Regions from separate parts of the Homo sapiens genome. Here regions 1, 2 and 3 are each linked to region 4. A link is a loop called in an ENCODE intact Hi-C map of the cell type or tissue named here. Cell type or tissue: PC-3. All regions are shown on one strand. Region 1 overlaps PKP4-AS1 (PKP4 antisense RNA 1). Region 2 has its middle 11 kb from the start of PKP4-AS1. Region 3 overlaps PKP4 (plakophilin 4). Region 4 overlaps PKP4 (plakophilin 4).

What was found. Peaks named below come from ENCODE experiments on the same cell type or tissue, not always from the same donor. Only the 100,000 strongest peaks of a DNase experiment are listed, where the experiment ranks them.
Region 1: it touches region 4 in a loop (13-fold over the local background); 4 of 110 quality-filtered maps call a loop at or near these places.
Region 2: it touches region 4 in a loop (5-fold over the local background); 6 of 110 quality-filtered maps call a loop at or near these places.
Region 3: a loop joins it to region 4, with 4 times the contacts of the local background. A loop is called at or near these places in 3 of 110 quality-filtered maps.

Annotation. Positions count from the first base shown.
Region 1 is chr2:158,722,435-158,727,434 of GRCh38, forward strand. All of the region lies in intron 1 of PKP4-AS1 (PKP4 antisense RNA 1), which reads right to left. Among named protein-coding and RNA genes, the nearest start is that of PKP4-AS1, 10 kb to the right of the region's middle. RefSeq lists enhancers at 975-1,480, 2,317-2,816. In PC-3, CTCF peaks have their summits at 1,925 (motif pointing right) and 2,124; DNase peaks (open chromatin) are centred at 1,637, 2,627 and 3,157; H3K4me3 peaks cover 1,503 bases; H3K27ac peaks cover 3,697 bases.
Region 2 is chr2:158,743,691-158,748,690 of GRCh38, forward strand. No RefSeq gene overlaps it. Among named protein-coding and RNA genes, the nearest start is that of PKP4-AS1, 11 kb to the left of the region's middle. RefSeq lists enhancers at 1,118-1,618, 1,619-2,119. In PC-3, CTCF peaks have their summits at 2,146 (motif pointing left) and 2,345; a DNase peak (open chromatin) is centred at 2,121.
Region 3 is chr2:158,597,828-158,602,827 of GRCh38, forward strand. The region is part of intron 3 of PKP4 (plakophilin 4); the gene reads left to right. Among named protein-coding and RNA genes, the nearest start is that of PKP4-AS1, 130 kb to the right of the region's middle. In PC-3, no CTCF peak of the experiment used is centred here; a DNase peak (open chromatin) is centred at 2,554; H3K4me3 peaks cover 432 bases; H3K27ac peaks cover 1,957 bases.
Region 4 is chr2:158,537,045-158,542,044 of GRCh38, forward strand. The region is part of intron 2 of PKP4 (plakophilin 4); the gene reads left to right. Among named protein-coding and RNA genes, the nearest start is that of PKP4, 83 kb to the left of the region's middle. In PC-3, no CTCF peak of the experiment used is centred here; a DNase peak (open chromatin) is centred at 2,287; H3K27ac peaks cover 900 bases.

The DNA of each region.
Region 1 (5,000 bases), 190 kb after region 4:
CAAGATGAAGCCACCTGTCAGGGAAGGGAGTAGCTGGGGGTGCAGTGGTTGTGTCAAGGTCACTGCCCAGCCTCACAGACATGATGGGTACCCAAGCACACACAGTGTCACATGCTCTGAGGCAGAAAGGGAAGCAGGAAGTGACTCCAACCCCCCTCATGCCTGGCTTGGGCCTCGATGAGAGCACTCCAGGTCTGAAGAGGACAAAGAGTCAAGTTAACTCCTACAGTGTGCCTAGCAGAGCAGGCACTCTTCATACTTCATCTTAGCTAACCCCCACCCCAGCCCCAGAAGGGGGTCATATTAGCCCCTCTTCACATGTAAGGTACCTGCAGCTCAGAGAGGTGAAGCAGTGGGCTCACAGTTACACAGTGCGTCCATCTTCTGAGTCCTGCAAGTCCTGTCTTGGTGAAGAGCTCCCATGCGAGTTGGACAGAGCTGGGATCACATCCTGGCCCTGCACTTACTGGCCATGCGACCCTGGACACCGCCTTGCTATACTGGCTGCGTCTATCTCGTGGGTTAATTTTTGTAAGATAAGCACAGTGCTGAGCACAGCATTTGGCATGAAAACACTCAGATAACTCATATTAATATCCCCAGCCCTGCCTGCCCAGGTGTGGAGAGCAGGGCCTGCCCCAGCACAGCTCCTCCCTCCCTTGCATGGTGAGGAGTGCCCAAGCAGGGATGCTGGCTGCTTTGCCACTATTGTCTGCAGCTGGTTGTGCTGGCCTGGTTAGAAAGGGGTTTCTAGGCAGAGGAGCCCCTGGGTTTGTAACAGCTGGACTCTCCTAGCCCCTGCCCTTGTGCCTCCCAGCAAGTCCACTATGAACCCTTGGCAAAGCAGAGGGCAGGGAAGCCTCAGGATAATTCCCCATTTGTCCTCCACCCCCACAGCCAACTTGAGTCTCGATGGGCTTCAAGGACTGTGTTGTTCCGCTGCTCGGAGCCTCTCACAGGCCCAGCCTCACAGCCAGTGCCAGCTGCAGTCGCGGGGCTGGCAGCCAGACTGGGGAAAGCAAGGGGCGGCCCCGTCCCTGCCCCCAGCCTTCTAGGGGGTTCTGCCTGGACAAGAAACCCTTTCAGAGTCATGAATCCAGTTGTGGGACAGGCCTGTGATTGTGCATGTTGTTTTAAAGAGCTTTAACAAACACAACTGGCCCAACAATGGCCTGACTAACATTGACTCTGGAGGTCACCAAGCCCAGGGCGCCCACAGGGAAAGCATTGTGGCCCTGCCCCAGTGGCCCCAGGCACTCCAGGGCTGGCAGGATCTCCCATAACCCACAGTCTAGGTGCACCTCACAGTCATCCAGAAAGGAGGGAATCTACCCTTGTATAAGTGCCATTGCATGCCAACCTCTGCCCTCCCATCACAGGTGAGGGGTTGATGCCCTATAAAAATGCACTATCACTCTGCCCAAGGCCTCAGTGAATTTGTCCCAAATGAACCTTCTCCCCTCAGTACCAAACCTACCGCCCTGACCTGCTATCTCTGGTTCCAGCTCTGAATCCTATCACTGGCTTCCGCTTCTCTCCCCAGCCCCTCAGAGAAGGCAGTGTGACAAGATCCAAGCTCCCCAAGGAGCTCTGGAAGCTCCCTGGTGACTCATAGCCAAGCACCTTTCTGTTTGTCACAGCCTTGCCCAAATGTAAACAGCCAGTGCAGGCTGGCCCCAGGGCTCACATCCGGCTCACGACAGTATGCCCTCTCTTCATCAAAATTTCACAAGTCTTGATGTTCATCTTCTAAAATGAAAAGTATTGCAGGCATAGAGACATGCCCCATGTGGACGGGGCCTGCTTATCTATGACATCAGTAACAAAACAAAACAAAAAGGCATCCCTGACAAGTGGGCAAACTTCCTTGGTTTTTACGAAAACTAACCAACTTTGCCACAGCCACTGAGGGAGCAGTTGCACTCTCCACCACCAACCTCAAGAGGGAGCTAGCCTCAGTCGCCACTCTAAACACCCTCTCACCCGCCAGCCTCCTCTGTCCTCGCTAGCTGCCCTCTGCCTCCACCCACAGCTTGTGCTCTTTTGTTTGAACAGAACCATCCGACATCTCCCATATGCCCACTGGCTCCAGCAGGGGCGGTGACTGCTAACAACAAGTCCCATTCCATTGATTCCCTCCCCTAAAGGTGTCTGCAAGGGAGAGCTCTCCTGGACGGACACACACAGGAAGAGAGGGCAGGTGGCTTTCCTCACAGTGAGAGCATGCTCGTGAGTTATGGAGATGCTGTCAGCTGCAATTGCACCAGGCAGTCTCCATGTGGGTCTCCCCTGTGGCTCTGATGCCTGGCAGGGAAGGGACCCTGGAGGGGGACTGCTGCTCAGGTGTCCAGACACCTGGCTGAGGGAGAGAGGGACCCACAGATCCTCTAGGACCGCAACAGCCCAGCCACCCTGGACGGGATCTGCAGCCGGCTGTCAGGGCATGCTCCTTGGAGCTTGGTTTGGCTTCTCTTTGCTGTTCTTGGAAGCTGTGTCTTTGGAAAGCAGAAGCTGGAGTTCCCCCAGCCCTTCAGGTGGCTGGTGTTTGCCTTCTCTCTCTGCCCTAGCAGCCACACCTCTCTGGAACACTCTGATGTGCGTTTATGGAATGCCCCAGTCACTAATCTTACAATTTGTTTAATGAAAAGGAAAAAAAAAAGTCACCCAATCACATATCTGTGGCATTAGTCACAAAACCCTTGACCTGAAGTGCCCAGACTACACCAGCTGCTCCATCCCACGAGGCAAATGGTACCCACCTCACCACTCCCTCCAATGGATGGGTCCCTGAGCACTGGCCTGGCAGACTTGAGACTCACTTGGTGCCCTGTTCTCCTGTCCAAGCCGTGGAGAACTCCAGAGGCAAGACTGCCTGGGTTCACTGTCCAGAGCTGATACTCCCTTGGCACGGGCTCTCAGACAAGTCATTAACCTCTCTGCGCCTCAGTTATCTCTAAAGGGCGGGGGGTAATTTTAGTGCCCACCTGATAAAGTCATAATGGGGATTAATAAGTTTCCTGAGTACCTGGAAAGTGCCAGCTGTTACTGCTGACAGTAATATTATGGCCGCCCATGGCCCGGTAGAGCTGCGGAGAAAGCCTATGCAAACAACCTCCCAGAGCAGAGATGATACTGCTTGCTCCGAGCCAGTTAACCCAAGGGCGAAATGTGATCCTTTAACAAATGCACAGCTTGCTTCCTGCTATAGCAGGCTGTTCCCAAAGACATCCACCCTTTCGCTGTCTCCATCAGGACTGAGAGTGGCATCCCTTTAACAGGGTAGAGTCCCTCTGGCTTTGAATGGCTGCCACTTATCAAATGCCTCTGCAGTCTGGCTAGGAGTGAGCCAGACAAAGAGCTGGGTGTGTGCAGTGCATAACCAATGCCTGGCCAGCGCTGGGCTCACTTGGCTATGTGTTGCACCTGATGACATCAGGGGTTGCCTTGCTCCCCAAGTGGTGACAACTCGGCTGTCATAGGGACAAATTATGAGGGGATTCCTGTCCCCTCCTGTGAAGAAGAGAATGGAGAAGCCAGGGAGAAGCTCTGCTCACTGGCTCTGTTCTTCTCTGCAACATGGGATCTGTACTGATCTTCAGCTGAAACCTAGTAGCTGATGGGCCACTGTCTCCCCCATCAACTGAGATCACCTCTCATTTCCTTATATCTGCAGGACTTTTCTTTATGTCTATGAAATTAAAGGCCTTGGGGTGTGGGGGTGCAGAAACATGCAGTGAACCCATCCCAGACTCATAGCACCCAAATCCCTGCAGGCGGAGCCCAGTCTTCTCCGCCTGAATCTGATGCACCTCTGTGCTTGAAGACCGTGGATTTACAGGAATTACCTGACCCTTATGTGTATGCAGCCAGATGGTCATTTAGTACAAGCCTAGTGGGTTCTAGCCAAAGGCAAACAAAAACTGGCCAGTCTCTGTCTAGACTCTGGTTTTCTGAGAACTGCCCAAAGAAGTGAATACTTGAGTCCACATGAGAACTCAACTGATCTTTACTAGTTGAATTCAGACTGCCCACTAGGTAGCTTCTCAGCCTCATTCTGCAGGGCCATATGCTGAGATAGGTGCCACCACCCAGGTAGGAGACTCAGGTTGAGCTGTGCCCTGGTCCAAGTACAGAGCAGGCAGGCACTGGGAAGGAACCCAGTGGCCTGGCTGGGAGGCAAAGTGAGAGGCACTGCAGGTTCTTAACCAGGCCCAGGAAAGGAAAGGGCTGTTGAGCAGGCTTTATGGATGAATGGAGGTAGCTCCCATGGTTCCCACCCCTCACTAAGAGCCTGGGGGCTCGGCAGGGGAGCCTAGGCCACCCCTTGGTCTTCCTCTGAGTCCTTTAGATGCTGTTTGGCCACCTCAGGCACAAGTGTGGCTGAGATGTTTCCCTGCAGGCTTGTTCCTGAGAACAGTCACCTGGGCAGTCAATCTGAAGGTGGCTGCTGGGAAACCTCAGGCTTAGGAGTTGGACCCAGGACTCACATGGTGTGAACCCAGCTCAGAGAAACAAAGCTCATCCTTGGAGCAGGGCCAGCAGAGGCAGCTGAACTTCACGGTCCAGACCAACAAAGCCGTCCCCAGTGGAGCTCTTGGGAGAGGAGCCTGGAAGGGACAAAGGCCAGACACTGGCCACTCTTTAAAACATAAGGAGTTTCATCGTCTCATACCCTGCTGGTGGGGCCAACGGACAATGAGGACTGAACATCTGTGAGGTGCCACGTCACTTCTCAAAGACAGATCACAGAGGCCTGTGCTGTTAATCTGGGCTCTGTCAGCTGCATCAGCTGACAAGCATGGCCACTCACCAGTTTCTAAGGCTGGGGAACATCTGTTGCCATTGTTTTGCCTTGTCTCTTCTTGACTTGCTGCAGAAAAGGCTTGTAATAGTTATTTGCAAAAACAGGTGGAGTGCTTTGAAGAAAAGCCCTATATAAACAGAAATAACACAAACAGGTTGCTCTGCTGCGAGGCTGACCTGACTCCACCCTGGCCCAG
Region 2 (5,000 bases), 210 kb after region 4:
ATTTGGTGTTTTGTGGGCTGCAATCCCAGAAAGCCTAAGGCTAAATGCTGAAACAACAAAGGGGTTGACTGGCTGGCATCACTGAGCCCAGAGCACCAGCCATAGCCCCTTCCAGGCCCTCCCGCACCCTTTCTCTGCGAGTTCTTGGCTCTTCTCTCTGCTATGTATTGAGCAGCACAGAAATGGATGAGGTCTTATATCCATACACTAGGAAGTCAGTGGAAAGACACATCTCTAGTAACTCTCTTTTAAGATAAAGCAAACTTCTTTCCCAGAAGCACTTAGCTAACTTCCTCTTGTTTCCTATTGGCCCAAAGAAGTCACACCTCATTTCTCAACAAATTGTTGTGGCAAGGAGATTGGCCTTGAGCTGTGTTCCTCAGCCTGTTGATCACAAAAGACTCCTTTTGGATCAGTGAAGCCCTCCCTTGGAGCTGGGAGTGCAGTCCTCTTACTGGGACAGCCAAGGGCTGGGGAGAGCAGGAGTCATATTTGGGGAGAGGAAATGGATCTCTTGCTTAGATAGGCAGCAATTCCAATTCACAGAAGGTGGTGGGAATTAAATGAGATGTGTGAAAGCACTTAGCCCAGCCCCTGACACATAGTAAATACAATAAGAGGGAGTAAGAGAGAGTAAATACAGTAAGAGAGAGGAAGGCAGAAGGTGGGGAAGAATACCACAGATGAAGTGAAACCAGAAATGAATCACTCACATATCTGGGGGGCTACAGCTTAGAGAGCGTGCTTCTAGTTACCTTGAAATCTATTCCAATAGCTAACCCACCACCACCACACTAGTGCTCAACCCCACTCCCCACCCCAAATGCAAACATTTCATGTATTAGGGTCAAGACCATCCTCAGGATGCTTCTAAACTCTGGAGTAGAAATCAGAAGACCACTTACTGGCTGGAAGACACAATTCGTCTGAGCCTTAATTTCCCCCCATTGATTTGCTCTTAATTTCCACCTTTGTAAGTGGCCTTATATCGTTCCCATAGATGCCCAAAATGCCACAATACTGTCCAGCAGAACTTTCTGCAAGGATGGAAATGGTTTTTGTGCTGTCCAGTATGGTAGCCACTGGCCAAATGTGGCTACTGAGCACTTGAAACATGGCTAGTTCAACTTAGGAGTTGAATTTTTTGTTTTAGCTACTTTTAATTTAAATAGCCACATATGGCCAGTGGCTACCATAATGGGTAGTGTAGCTCCAGACTGTACCCTCCTGAAGCCTGAGACAGAAGTTTCTGCTTCCTCTGCACCTCACCACTGCCTTGAGTCAAGCATGGGGCCCTTGGAGGGCCTCCCGTAAATGCATGTCACCAACTAGCTAAGTGCTCCCAGTTTGCACAGAATCATGAATAGACCTGCTCAGCATAGGTGAAGTGACTGAGCCCTTGTGGTGTAATGGAGAAAAACAGAACTAACCTGGGCACTGAGAGTGAGCGCCGCCTGCTCCACTCTCTGCAGCAATGGATTGCCGCACTCTCCAGGCCATGTCAGTCTGTCCTCACAGGGCTTTGCATGTGTGCGTGTTGGTTGTGTGTTGCATGAGAATGGCCCTGGGAGGGTGAGAGGAGCTGCCTGCTCCTCCAGCCCTGCCTCCCCAGTGGCTGGCCTCTGTCCTGTCTGCTGCTCACTTGAGGCACTTGCTGAGATGATACAGGCTTGAAAAGAGGAGGGGGGAAAAACACACTCCTAGAGCTGAGGGCCTGAATGCATTCTCTCCTGACGGCTGAGAGATCACCCCTTCCACCACTGCGTTCAGCCAGCGCCCCCACTGACACCCTCCCGGGAGTAACAATAGGCCTTTTCTTCTCCGAGCACTGAATGTTTCCATTGGCGCACTTCACCTCCCTCCTGGCGGGAAAGGCCACAGCTGATGGCTCCGCGGCATCCTCAGGGAGCTGTGATGCCTTCCCCCCATTGTCATCAAGATGATCAAAGCTCTGCCATCTTTAAATCGACTCCAGGAGGTTCATATTTAGGGCTTGCCTTCAGCTGGGGCAGGGAGTAGCATCCTTACAAAAATCCCCTGCTTCTGAACTGAGCCATGAAGCTTGATTCACTGACAAAAATCTCATCCTCTTCTCAGGTATTTATCACGGTCTGTGCACCACCTAGAGGCCGCTGTCTTAAACTCTTTCCAGTAAGCAACCTGTCTCCTTCCCTCACCAACAGAAAGACCCCAGAAATGCTGTGTTTCCTGAGTAGACTCCACTGTGCTTCTACTTTCTCAAAGTTGGCTTTCTGTGATCCCACGCACCTCTCACGGAGTCCTTAGACTGAAGCAGACCTGCTCAACCAGGACAGCTTTCTAACACTTTCTAGCCTCTGTCAAAAGAAAAAAACTTTTCGGTTTGTCTTCAGAAGTAAGAAAGGTACCTAGGAAAGATGAGCTGAGCCTTCCTGCTGATGTCCAAACCCACGCGAGCTCTCAGTGCTAGGAGATGCTTGCAGCTGCCTGACGGGCACTCCTGGCTGGGTCTTCCCATATGGGGCTCATTCTCCCAGGACTGGAGATCCTGTCCACTTCACCCTCCCTCCCATGACCATGTCGCTGCCACACAACACAGATTAGGAGCTGTCCCCAGGGGATGACACCATTTTGGGGGAATTGATATCAAATATGTTATTGTTGTCATTGTTTGCTCTGGTTTATTGTGGCAAAATATATATATATATAACATAACATTTACCCTTTAGCTTTTTTTTTAATTGAATGATTCAGTGCTGTGCAACTGTCACCCCCATCCATTTCCAGTACATTTTCATCATTCCAAACAAAAACTCCATGCCCATTAAACAATAACTCCTCCTTCTTCCTTCCCCTCAGCTTCTGGTAACCTCTACCCTACTTTCTGTCTCTGTGACTTTGCCTATTCTGGGTACCCCCTATAAGTGGAATCATACAATATTTGTATGGCTGTGTCTGTGAAAACTGCTGCGGTCTACAGGAAAGGCAGAGCCAAGTTCAAACTTCTCAAAACAAACAAGGAAGAGTCCATTGTTTGGGAGCTTGGGCAAATCAAGCCTCAGCTGGTGTTTACTATCTCCATTTTGAAGTGATCTGAAGAAAGCTCCACTGCAGAGCTGCGGGTAACTAGAGGATCTGACCCTGGAGGTTTGAGGGCAGGCAGGAGGCAGCTCTGAGTGTCTGGACGTGTCGGCGTGGAAGTTTCTGGATTTGCGTGTCTGGATATAACCTCAGGATTCAAGGGGGAGTGATGTCTACACTTCTTTCTTCCTGCATTTGACAGAGAACTGATGATGTACTTTACAGTCATTTTCTTATTACACTAACAGAACGGACCCTTTTGTAATATAAATGGCTATTACTATTTGTGTAGGTTTCAATTATTTTTATATTATGAAACTACAATTCTGTAAATGCTGCATCCCAGGGAGAAAGGGATTGGAGCACCAGAGTGAGTCATTGTAACAGTGACAATTAACATTTATACAGCATTTAAAGGTTGATAAAGCAGCTTTCATAACCGTGATCTCATTTCTTATAATAAGCAGAGAATATAAAAAAGTAGGAAGAGTTTATAAGAGACACCCAGAAAAGATGCATCATTTATTGGTTTCAAGAAAATAATGATCATCTCAGATCTGCAAATGGGATTTAAACCTTAGATATCTCCTTGGCTGAAAAGAGGGACTCAGTAGGAGTTCCCTGCCCCCACCCACTCCCACCAGGAACAAGAAAACTGCATATGAGAGAAAAGCATATTTGACTAGGAATTATAGGAAATTTGAGATGTTCAGGACACACCCTCCTAAAGCTGACCTCTAAGCCAAGCTTTCTCAGTCCGTAAGTAGGAAACATTGGGTTGATTAATAGTATTTCTTTGCAGGACTTCTCAGATCCTTTAATATGCTAATGTGCATTTTGACTTCCCAGAGTGAGACTAGAGTATACAGTGCTTCCCACACATAGTTGATAATGGAATCGTGTTTGAGATTAATGTTCCTAAGGACACACTTTGGGAAGTGCAGACTAAAATGGGTGGGTCCCTGAACCCAGGAGAAACCAGGACCACCAAAACGTGGATACAAAGAGCTTTCCAGAGAGGTAAAGGAGGCTGATGATCTAAGCAGAATGGTCTGAAGCTCAGAAAAAAATGGAACCAGCAGAGGCTTACTCCTGGAGTGGGTACAGGGCAAGTCTGAGAGCAGAACGTCCAGCCGCAGAGCTTCTGTGGTGGCCTGGCCCGCTTGAGTGTGGTCAGGGCAGCATCTTTCCTTCCATCTTCACCAGGTTGGCAGCAATTGGGTCAGGAAAGACCCATGTCCCCGAAGTTCACAGAGAGTCTCTCAAACTGTTCACACCCCCCATACGGGAATGCAAGGAACCTCAAATCATTTAGTCCTATGGAAACTGCACTTAAAAGGAGTCACCAATCCAGATTTGGGAACCCCTCCATCATACTTTTTGGATGACATGTTTGTTTGAATGGGATTTAATTTTTATCATATGTTATAAACGTTATTGAAACTTTGCTTCCCAAGCCCTTTAAATCAGAATCCTAGTAATAGCTGTCACTTTGAGCTGCTTTCTGGGTGCCAAACACTGTGCTAAGCACTCTGCATCTACATCATTATCAGACTCTCACAAGCCTTTGCGGGAGTCTTGATTACTTTCTTTATTTCACAGATGAGGAAACTGTGTCTTAGAAATGTTAGGTGTCTTGTCATTGATCACACAGTTAGTAGGTGATAGAGCCCAGATGCTTACTCAAGTAATCTGGCATTAGAGGCTCCACGGTTAACCATGAGGCTTTACTGCCTCAACATATGTGGAAAAGAGGACAGGCTGCCCCACCTCCATGTTCATTGTCTCTGGCAACCCTTCCAAGAGAATCTCAGTTTATTCCAGGAAGCCAAGTCTGTATTTCTCAGCCTGCCTTTCAGCTAGGTACGCTCAATGAAGCAGAAGTTGTCAGGTGTAGCTTCTGGGATGGCTACTTTAAAAAGCTACCCTGCTTCAAGACA
Region 3 (5,000 bases), 61 kb after region 4:
ACAGGGTCTCACTCTGTTGCCCAGGCTGGAGTGTGGTGGCATGATCACAGCTCACTGCAGCCTTGCTTGCCTTGAGCCTTGCTCTCAGGCTCAGGCAATCTTCTCACCTCAGCCTCCCAAGTAGCTGAGACTAAAGGCACATGTCACCATGCCCGGCAATTTTTTTTTTAAACTTTTTTGTAGAGATAGGGTCTCACTTTGTTGCCCCGGCTGGTCTCAAACATCTGGGCTAAGCAATCCTCCCACCTTAGCCTCCCAGAGTGGTGGATTATAGGCGTGAGCCGCTGTGTCAAGCCTGATTTTTTTAAATAAAGCAGTAAATTTTGCAATTTGACCGTATTCTGATTTCAGGCTAAGAACTGTTTCTTTTTCAGAAAGGAGTAACCCTTGGATCTTGTCCTAATTCAGTATGTCTTGCTAAGAGACTAGTAACAGTAGCTTGTGTATACTTGTGATAAAATGAGCCCTACCTGAAAGAAGGTGAGGGAAATGGCATGGCAGAATTACCATGTGGCTCCATCCAGTTCTCTACTGTCCCCTCTCCTAGCGTTTACCTACTGGTATCCACTAAAGCAGGCTTGCTCACATCAGACAGAGGAACCAGGAGAAAATTGGGTACCAACTTAAGTAAAACATTTTTTAAAAATATTCCTGTTATTGCCGGGCGTGGTGGCTCACGCCTGTAATCCTAGCACTTTGGGAGGCTGAGGCGGGCGGATCACGAGGTCACGAGATCGAGACCATCCTGGCTAACACGGTGAAACCCCGTCTCTACTAAAAAAATACAAAAAATTAGCCGGGCATGGTAGCGGGCACCTGTAGTCCCAGCTACTTGGGAGGCTGAGGGAGGAGAATGGTGTGAACCTGGGAGGCGGAGCTTGCAGTGAGGCGAGATCGCGCCACTGCACTCCAGCCTGGGCGAGAGCAAGACTCCAACTCAAAAAAAATAAAAATATTCCTGTTATTATAGAACGTGATACAAAGTGAAGGTAAACTTTAGAGCATTCTGTTTCATGGGTATATAAACAAGTTATATGGTACCTGCATGTGCCATTCTAGAATTTGAGTAATTCTGAAAGAATTTCCAGACTCTATTCCTGCATGTTCTACCCTAAAAATAGCAGTGGAAGTGTGAAACAGTATGGTGTGTGAGGCAACTGCAAGCAGTTAGAAATGCTTCAGATGTAGGTTTGTGTGGGAAAGGGCACACTAGGAGGAGCCAGGTGGTGCAGGGCCTTCTGTGCCATCTGAGATGTTTGCATTTTATCCTGTATGGATCTGTTGTGCATTAGCAGCAGAAGAATGACATCAGAGGTGAGTGTTTGAAAAAAATCGCAGTAGTAGCAGCGTGGAAGAGAGCCTGGCAGGATGAGAAATGAAAGCCAGGAAGACCAGTTAGGAGAGAGACTGAAAGAATGACCCAGCCAAAAGAGGATAAGAGGATAAAGGCCAGAACAGTGTCAGTGGTAGTAGAGATGAATTCAAAATGAGTGATAGCCATGTGTCAGATACTGCCTTAGGCTCTGGCCATTGTCTGTAAACAAGGCCACCTGCCATACCCTCATGGAGGTTACACACTAGTGGGAAGAACAAATAGTAAAATTACTCCCTGCTCTTCAGTTTGAGTGACTGAAGGTGGGAATCACTAAACAGGAGTCAGTTTAGAGGGAAATAATTTCAATACGTTGAATCTGAGCTGTGTTACATATCCAGTATGCAGTTGGAAATAGTCTACAGTTATGAGTCTTGGGCCCTTTTCAGAGGGCTACTTTGTCTTTGTTAGTTTTAGGATAACATCAGTCAGGATTTTTGGTTGCAAACAATAGAATCTTCTCTGGCTTATGTAAGCAGAAAAGCAACTTTTTAGGAGCTATTGGATATCAACTCATGGAGTCTCTAGGAAGGCCAGGGAGCCAGAATCTGAATCTGGGTTTCAAGGAGCAGTGCCTACTGCCACCACTGTATCCACCACAAATGCTCAGGATCACCCTATCTCCACATGTGGCTTCTTGTGAACTTCACTCACTGGCCTGCCCTCTGGCTGGAGGGGATTATGAGCAGGTAATTTTCTGACTCCTAATATGGGAAACAGCAAAATAAGGAGAGTTTTCAAAGATATTGCACAGCTGTCAATGTCCAACAAAGATATTTTTGCCTCCATTTGCATCTGAATGAAAAAAATTAATTTCAGGAGTATGTAGAATTTTATAGTGATCTACAACATATTTTCATGTAATATTATGATGAAGGCACATTGTCTTCCTGTAAACAAAACTGATTTTTCGTATTAAAATGAACTGTTTTGTTAATTTGGTAATAAATTTGCTTTTGATTGATGTTCACCATCTGACTGGACAGCCCCAAGGTTATTAGTGGATTTCATTCTAAATGATTAAGTTATTAACGTATTAAATTATGAATATATCTTCCCATTGAAACAAAGTTATCATGGGTGACTCAGTTCCTGTGTGTATTTTAAAATGTGTTTCACATTCCAGTGGAAGCTCCTAGAACGCAAGCTGCTTGGCATCTTCAGAAGAGAAGTGAAAGGGAACCGGGATGGAGTCATTTGTGGGCACAGTGCCTACAGACACATTGTAGCCATTCAATAAAAGTTGAGGAAGTGTTTCTAGGAATAGATGGTTGGAGGGAGAGAAGGAGGAAATAAGCCTATGTTTCTAACATGAAGCTGCCTGTGATTGTTGTAATAAACATGGGTTTATTAGAACAATTGCCTTTGGTGGTTTAAAACAGCATTTCAAAATTCCATCTGTTTTGTTGTCCAATCCCTGAGTCCCAAAGTAGTGAACAATTTGAGAGTCATTTGAAGTGAGTAATTCAAAAAGAAAATAGGCTGTTATGAATAACATGTAATGACCAGTTATTTCTCAGAATTATAGAAGTTTCTGTGAAAGTAGTTGGGCTGAATAGATGATCTTCAGAGTATACCATGGAACTATTTATTTATTTTTAATTTCATTATTAGCTTGTTTTTCTAATGATTTATATATGGTACCTTAAATGGAGGAGGGAATATTATTGAGGCTTCCCATTGCCTTCACCTAGGAATACCTATTATATTTTGGTAACCAAAGGTCCTTTCAGCAGCAAAAATGCTGTTTGCTTGATTGTTACACAACGAGGTTGCTGGAGCTTCCTACCTAGACTCGGGGAGAATAAGTTGACCTGCTTATACTAGGTAATACCTGGTAATTTGTATAATCTGACCTTTCAAAACATTAAAGAACTTGATTTTTTCACAATTTAATTAAGCATCTGCTGTGTGCCTGGCAAATGCTAGGCACTTGGTATAAAGAGATGAGCAAAACAACCACAGCCCTTGCCCCATTTGAGCAATTAGCTGGAATTATATTCTGTGACCTACAGTTTTGAGGATAAAAAGTCTTGTATTTCATTAAAGTTGATATAAGTTTCAAACTCAGAAGATAAAACTTTCTTAATATTCCCGAGAAACTTGAGGTATACTAAACATTTCCGGATGGCAGTTTGATTTACCATGTATTTTAATATTGACATAAAATATGATCCTTTTGAGGAAACAGAGTTGGGTAATACCAATCTCAGTGCTTAGAAACTAATTTAGATAATAGAATTAAATAACAAAAACAGATTGAGGAGAAATTGAAATTCAGTGTGCAGAACCACTTTTGGAGTCACAAGACAGTGATGGCCTACCCTTAGGAGCAAGACAAATGTCTCATTACTGATATTTGACCAAGTTTTCACTTTTTCCTATCAGTCCATTTTGAAATCAGCTAAGAGTGTTTCAGATAAAGGAACATCACAGAGCCCTGGAGGAGATTAGCATTAACTGATTGACTCCACTTGCTGGGAGAAGGTCACCCTGCTTGCAATTCGTTCAGTGGTCCTGGAATGTGAACTACTGCACCTGTGATGGAGAAAAGGCAAATCACACACAAAATTGAAGTTCAGGGAGTTTCTATGGAATCTAGGGTTTTCAACCAGCAAGTTTCATAACCACATAATGACTTGGGGAAAGTATCAAGGGGGTAATAAGAACTTAAAATCTCAGAAATATAGCACTAAAAGGACGGTTCTTCCCCCACTCCAAGTGCTTTATTTGGCAGAATGTTTCCTTAAGCCCAGAGTCACACTCCTTTTTCTATAAATTTAATAAGCACTCAAAAAAATACCATGAATATATGTCCTTTTTCTGGTTTTTTAAAAGGAAAAAAGGTATAAATGATTAAAAAGAAAAACATGTAATGGCTGTACTCAGGGATATAACTGCTAGCACATTCATTTTTATTTTTCTAGACTTCTAGTCATATTGTCTATGTGTCTGTATGTGTTTAATGCAAAAATGGGATCACAAGCTGTTCTGCCAGGTAGCACAGTGATAAGGTGCACGAGTTTGGAATCTGACCAGGAGTCCTGGGTGTGGTTCCAGCTCTTCGAGTTACCAGCATGTGTTTCTTTGTCTGTAAGATAACAATAAGGGTGTACCTATTCACAAGATTGTGATAAATAACATAAAGGAGATCATATGTGAAATGCTTAATCTAGCATTTAATAAATGCTTAATAATCCATTCTGTTGTTCCTGTATTCTGCTACACTGTCCCTGTAACACCATGGTTTCCTGTATTGATTGGGGCAAGAGAGGTGGCAAGCAGGGAGGCACTGATATGTTTTTATTCACAAATTTTTTAAATGCACCCTCTAATAACCAAGGAAAATACATAGCTGTCACTTTATCCTGGCTTATAGGACCTTATATTTTTGATATGAAGTTCTGCGTTTTAAATTTTATAAGGCAATATTCAATTCAAAAGTGGCCTCAGTAATTTTTGTCTCTGTTCTAATTGCTGCTTTTGAAAATACATAAAATAAACTGTTTAACAGCCTTTTTGGTTCTTTTTCATATATATGATACGTATGTGGTTTTCATATTATCACGAAAAAACTGTAGTACATCATGTAAGTACTGTGAATATCATACAGTTGTGCTGTTTTGTC
Region 4 (5,000 bases):
GCAGGGAATGAATAGATAATACTTACTGTCGATTACTTTGTCACCAACTTGCGGTTTTATTAAGATAACAGAACCTGTAGCCACGTTCACAGAAACATTGTGAGCAAGAGAGTCTCACAGCACCTAGAAAACTTGTCACTCAGCCAAACCTTCTTAAGACAATTTGAATTGCACTATATCCATATTGATAAAGGATTTAAATTCAATCTTTGCATAGTACAAAATAAAATTTTATTTCATATCTATGGTCAAATAATGACATAGGTGTCATAACTTTCATCTCCCGTCTGTCCAATTTAGTCGAAAGTTAAGTTTAGGGAATAAAAGGATGTGGTTATCTTGGTGATGTCACAAAATATCCACCAGTGTTATGTGTATCAGGTGATACGGGTAACTACTAAAGAAATGTTAAGAATTATGCTTTAAGAGAAATAAAAAGTCAATCCATGGGAATAACAAAGTAATGTGATTCTGAAATTACAGGAAGTATCAGAACTTCAGCCACCACCTGGCTGTAATTAGGATCATCCTTTAGCAGATTCTACTGTTCAGCTCAACTCCTAATAAGAATCCAGGAGTCCATGATGAATACAGATGTAGGAAAGGAGGAATCTCCTAATAGTTTTCAAAAATGTCTGACAAACTTGATACTGGTTAGTGCCTAGCTTACTCTCTTAGTTGTAATAACTAGATAAATACAGCGCTGGGCATGGTGGTTCATGCCTGTAATCCTAGCACTTTGGGAGGCTGAGGTGGGCAGATGGCTTGAGCTCAGGAGTTCAAGGCCAGCCTGGGCAACATGACAAAAACCCTGTCTCTACAAAAAATACAAAAAATTGGCCAGGTGTGATGGTGTGCGCCTGTGGTCCCAGCTACTCAGGAGAATCACTTGAGTCTGGGAGGTCAAGGCTGCAGTAAGCCGTGATCATGCCACTGCACTCCAGCCTGGGTGACAGAGCAAGAACCTGTCTCCAAAAAAAGAAAGAAAAATGTGGTGCCCTCAAAGGATCCTGCCTCTTCCTGTGGAAACCTTAGATTAAACTGATTGATTTGTCATTGAAATGCACAGCACACCCTTGGATGCAGAGAAATTGGAATTTGATAAGACATTCGCTGCTTATCCAGAGCCTTGCTGCTGCCCTCTGCAACTTACTTAGATGGGTCAGAATGCTCACTCACAGGCACAAGGAAACAGTGAGCCAAGCATCATGTGCAGGGTATTATTATCAAGTGGTAGAATACATTGTAGTTTTATAATGATTCCAATATGATCTCTTGGTTTTAGAAACACTCTTTAAAAGAGAACAATATGGCCAATCATGGCTAGGATTTGCAAGTATCTTTCACAAGTATCTTTGCAAGTTGATTTCTGGTTTTGTAGAATTGCACATGTAATATTCATTAGAGTTGTTCATCTTCTGTCATAAAGTTGCTTGAATAATTGAGATCTCTATTTGAACTTGGTCATACTTTTCAGGCTCTCTAACCACTTTTTTTTTTTTTTTTTTTTTTTGAGACAGACTCTCGCTCTGTCATCCAGGCTGGAGTGCAGTGGTGCGATCTTGGCTCACTGCAACCTCCGCCTTCTGGGTTCAAGCAACTCTTCTGCCTCAGCCTCCCAAGAGTAGCTGAGATTACAGGTGTCTGCCACTACACCCAGTTAATTTTTGTATTTTTAGTAGAGACGAGGTTTCTCCATGTTGGCCAGACTGGTCTCAAACTCCTGACCTCAGGTGATCTGCCCACCTTGGCCTCCCAAAGTGCTGGGATTACAGGTGTGAGCCACCACACCTGGCCCACAAACCGCATTCTTATATTTTTGGTTAATGATTTCAGAAGCTTAGAATCTAGATTTAAGGTTGAGGCCAATCCAGATAGCATGAACTGGTAAGCAAAGAATAGATTTGGTAAAATATGCTAATTTTATATGCACTCTTTTTACTCTGGTGAGGTCTCAAGTTAGATAGTGTATGCTTCTTTTGTTATCTTTGATGAGTGAAAATTGCAATGTTCCTCATCTGTGTGGCTCTTAAAGAGAATACCACTTTCAATATATTTTCTGGCTTTTGTGAAAATAACCATTCTATCTTCAGTATGTCCTTATTAACTTAAGTGATATTTAAATATCAAAGAGTGAAATGAGAGCCAGAGATCCTTAATTTTTTGAAGATAAAATAAGAAAATCTGAAGCCCAACTGTGTCCTATTGATGTTACTTCATTTTTACATAGATATCTTAGCTTCAGTAATTACACACCCTTCCTGTATGGCAAAATGCCCAGAAGTGAACAAATTCCAGTACAATTATTTACTTTATTCCTCTGGAACTGAAACAACTCAGCTGTTACACACCTGCCTTTGTAACTTCCTTTTGTTTGGCCCCTATGCTTATTTTCAATGAAATAGTCCTCTCTGACACACCTCAGCCACATGCAGAAGAGAGAATTTTTATTTCAGCTGTAAACAAGCATAGTTTGTCACTTAACTAGAAGTCTTGTGCTGTAAGTACAATGCCTGAAACTTCTGATTTTTCCAATTGGCAACTTAGTTATTTTTCCAATTGGTAACTGAATTATCCTGGCAGTTATTGTTACCGTGTAACCCACAGTGAAGTTTTCAGTGCCTGAACTGCAGCATCTAACCCAAGATAAGATTGGATCTCAGTGGTTTTTGAGGGATCATCAAATTTTACAGCTTTATCTCCATAATATTATAAAAATGAGGTTCAAAATGAGGACAAATGGCAGAGCCTTGTGACACTGTTTGGCTTGTATTCAAGAATTCTGAACTCTAAAATGGCTCTCAGGAGATCAGTCCTCTTAAGTTGCATGTACCATGGTCAGAATTTAACATTTCCCTTCATTTTGTTAACGATGCAGGGTGTCCTCCACCTCAAGCGTCCCTGTGATTAAAGAATACTACAGAGTATGGCCAACAGGTTTATTCAGTATTTGAGTACTGCCCACTCCTCAAAGAAGTTGTCCTTCTCAACATCAAAAAATTAGACTGCCAAGAGGTAGCTAACAACAAGCATATGCATTTGGCTACCTGCCTACATTTTCCGATAGTCTGATGAATGATCAGATGGAACTGCTAGCAAAGCTTCCAGTCTTATATGTCCTCAACTATATATTCAGAATAACTTAGTATTTGTTCTCTTTGATTTCATCGGAAGCATCATTTTAGGTTGTATTGACACTGAGGGGTTTGTTTGAAAGACTGTTCTATGAACTTGAACAGACTCCATGTGGCTGTTCACACATAACTGGATCACACATTCAAACATGGAAAACATAGTAGGTGCCCAAAATATTTATTAGTTAATGAACTAAAAATGTAAACATGTTTACAGTGCCTCCATACTTAGATTAAGCTTGCTTTTAATTAATTAAAAAATGTTTATTTAAAGACTACTCTGAGCAAAGCACTTTGTCAAGGAATGGGTTGAGGGGGATAAGTAGACATATAAAGTTGACCTATTTCATATAGTTTCTACTCTCAGAAGAATGCAGAGGCACAAACCGTATTTATACTTCAATATAGAGTAATTGACACATTATGAATATTCATTAATTGATGCATAAGAGACAAGAATGTGTGTACTTTTGCCCCCTTTTAGTTTAAACAGGCTATCAGTATGTATTATGTCAGTTTTATGTAAGTTTGTTAACTTAGGCATTTTTAGGTTTAATTTTTACCACTGAATTACCATTAGCTTTTATTTACATTTGAAAGTAATAGAATATTTTTGTTTAATTTTTACCATTGAATTAGCATTGTTTCGTTTACATTTGAAAATGATAGAATATTTTTCTTTGTTAACACTTAAAGCCAACCATGACTTTATACCTTTAAAATTATAATTTCCTTTTCAGTTGAATAATCCAGTTTACAATTCTTTTCAGAGTTAAATTATGAATATATGGAATAATTTCCCCCTGTATATGCAAACTTTATGCTGTTAAATTTGAAATGAGTGACTGCTGAGTTGATGAGATTAAATGGATGAGAGGATTATTCAGCATTGAATTCTCTGCTTTGCATGATCGTTTTTCTTTTTAGAATCACTTCTGGAGAGAAAAATATTTCGGAAACATGTTTTTCCCTTCAGGTATAACCCTAAAGTTATTCCGTAGCTATTGCAAAACATAGCCTATCCAGTGCCTATCTTCATGTTTAAGGGCTCCCAATTTCTAAATTGCCATTTTTGTTACTTTGCAAAAATGTGTCCATATGGTCTCACTTCATCTGTTTATATTTTATGAATGTATTGTTCCCAAAGTGATCAGATCTGCTTGTACCTCAGCAAAGTAATTTGGTTTATGGCTATTTTATTTCAGGCATTCCTAAGAAAGATCATTTAAAATGTAAAGTTATTTTCAGTAGTTCAAAGACAAATCTATTTCTTAGCTTATAGAATCTTAAGAGTTTTTATGTACCCAAACCTTAATAATGTAGGAGTTACACAAAGTAGAAGCAGTCTGCAAGCAAATTGAAATAACACATTATTGAAACTTGAAGACAAATAACATCCTATGCAATTATATTCTATATAATTATATTTCAAATATGAAAATAGCTATAATAAATTAAAAGTATACTTAGAATTTCAATCTCTGTGGCTCTTGAAAGAAAATTTAATTTTTCCTTTAAAAATTGGAGTTCAAAGCATTTCAATTTATAGACTGTTTAGTGTTTTAACTTGTAGTCTTTTTCTTATGAAAATTCCTATAAAGCAACGCGGCATCAGTGAAGTGTTCATCGTGAGTTATCATCTACCCTAATAGGCATATATCTCATTTAAAAATTTTCCCCAAATCATTCTAAGAGCCTAAACCAAGATTAAGGTCTTAACCACTGCCTATGGCCTTCTAATAAACTATTCTGGCAGAATTAATAACTCTTACTATTTCATCCATATGTAGTATTTCTGTATTCTGGTATTCCTTCAGAAATGCCTTTCCATCACAAAGTTGACATGAGCCATGATTTCTCTTCTTT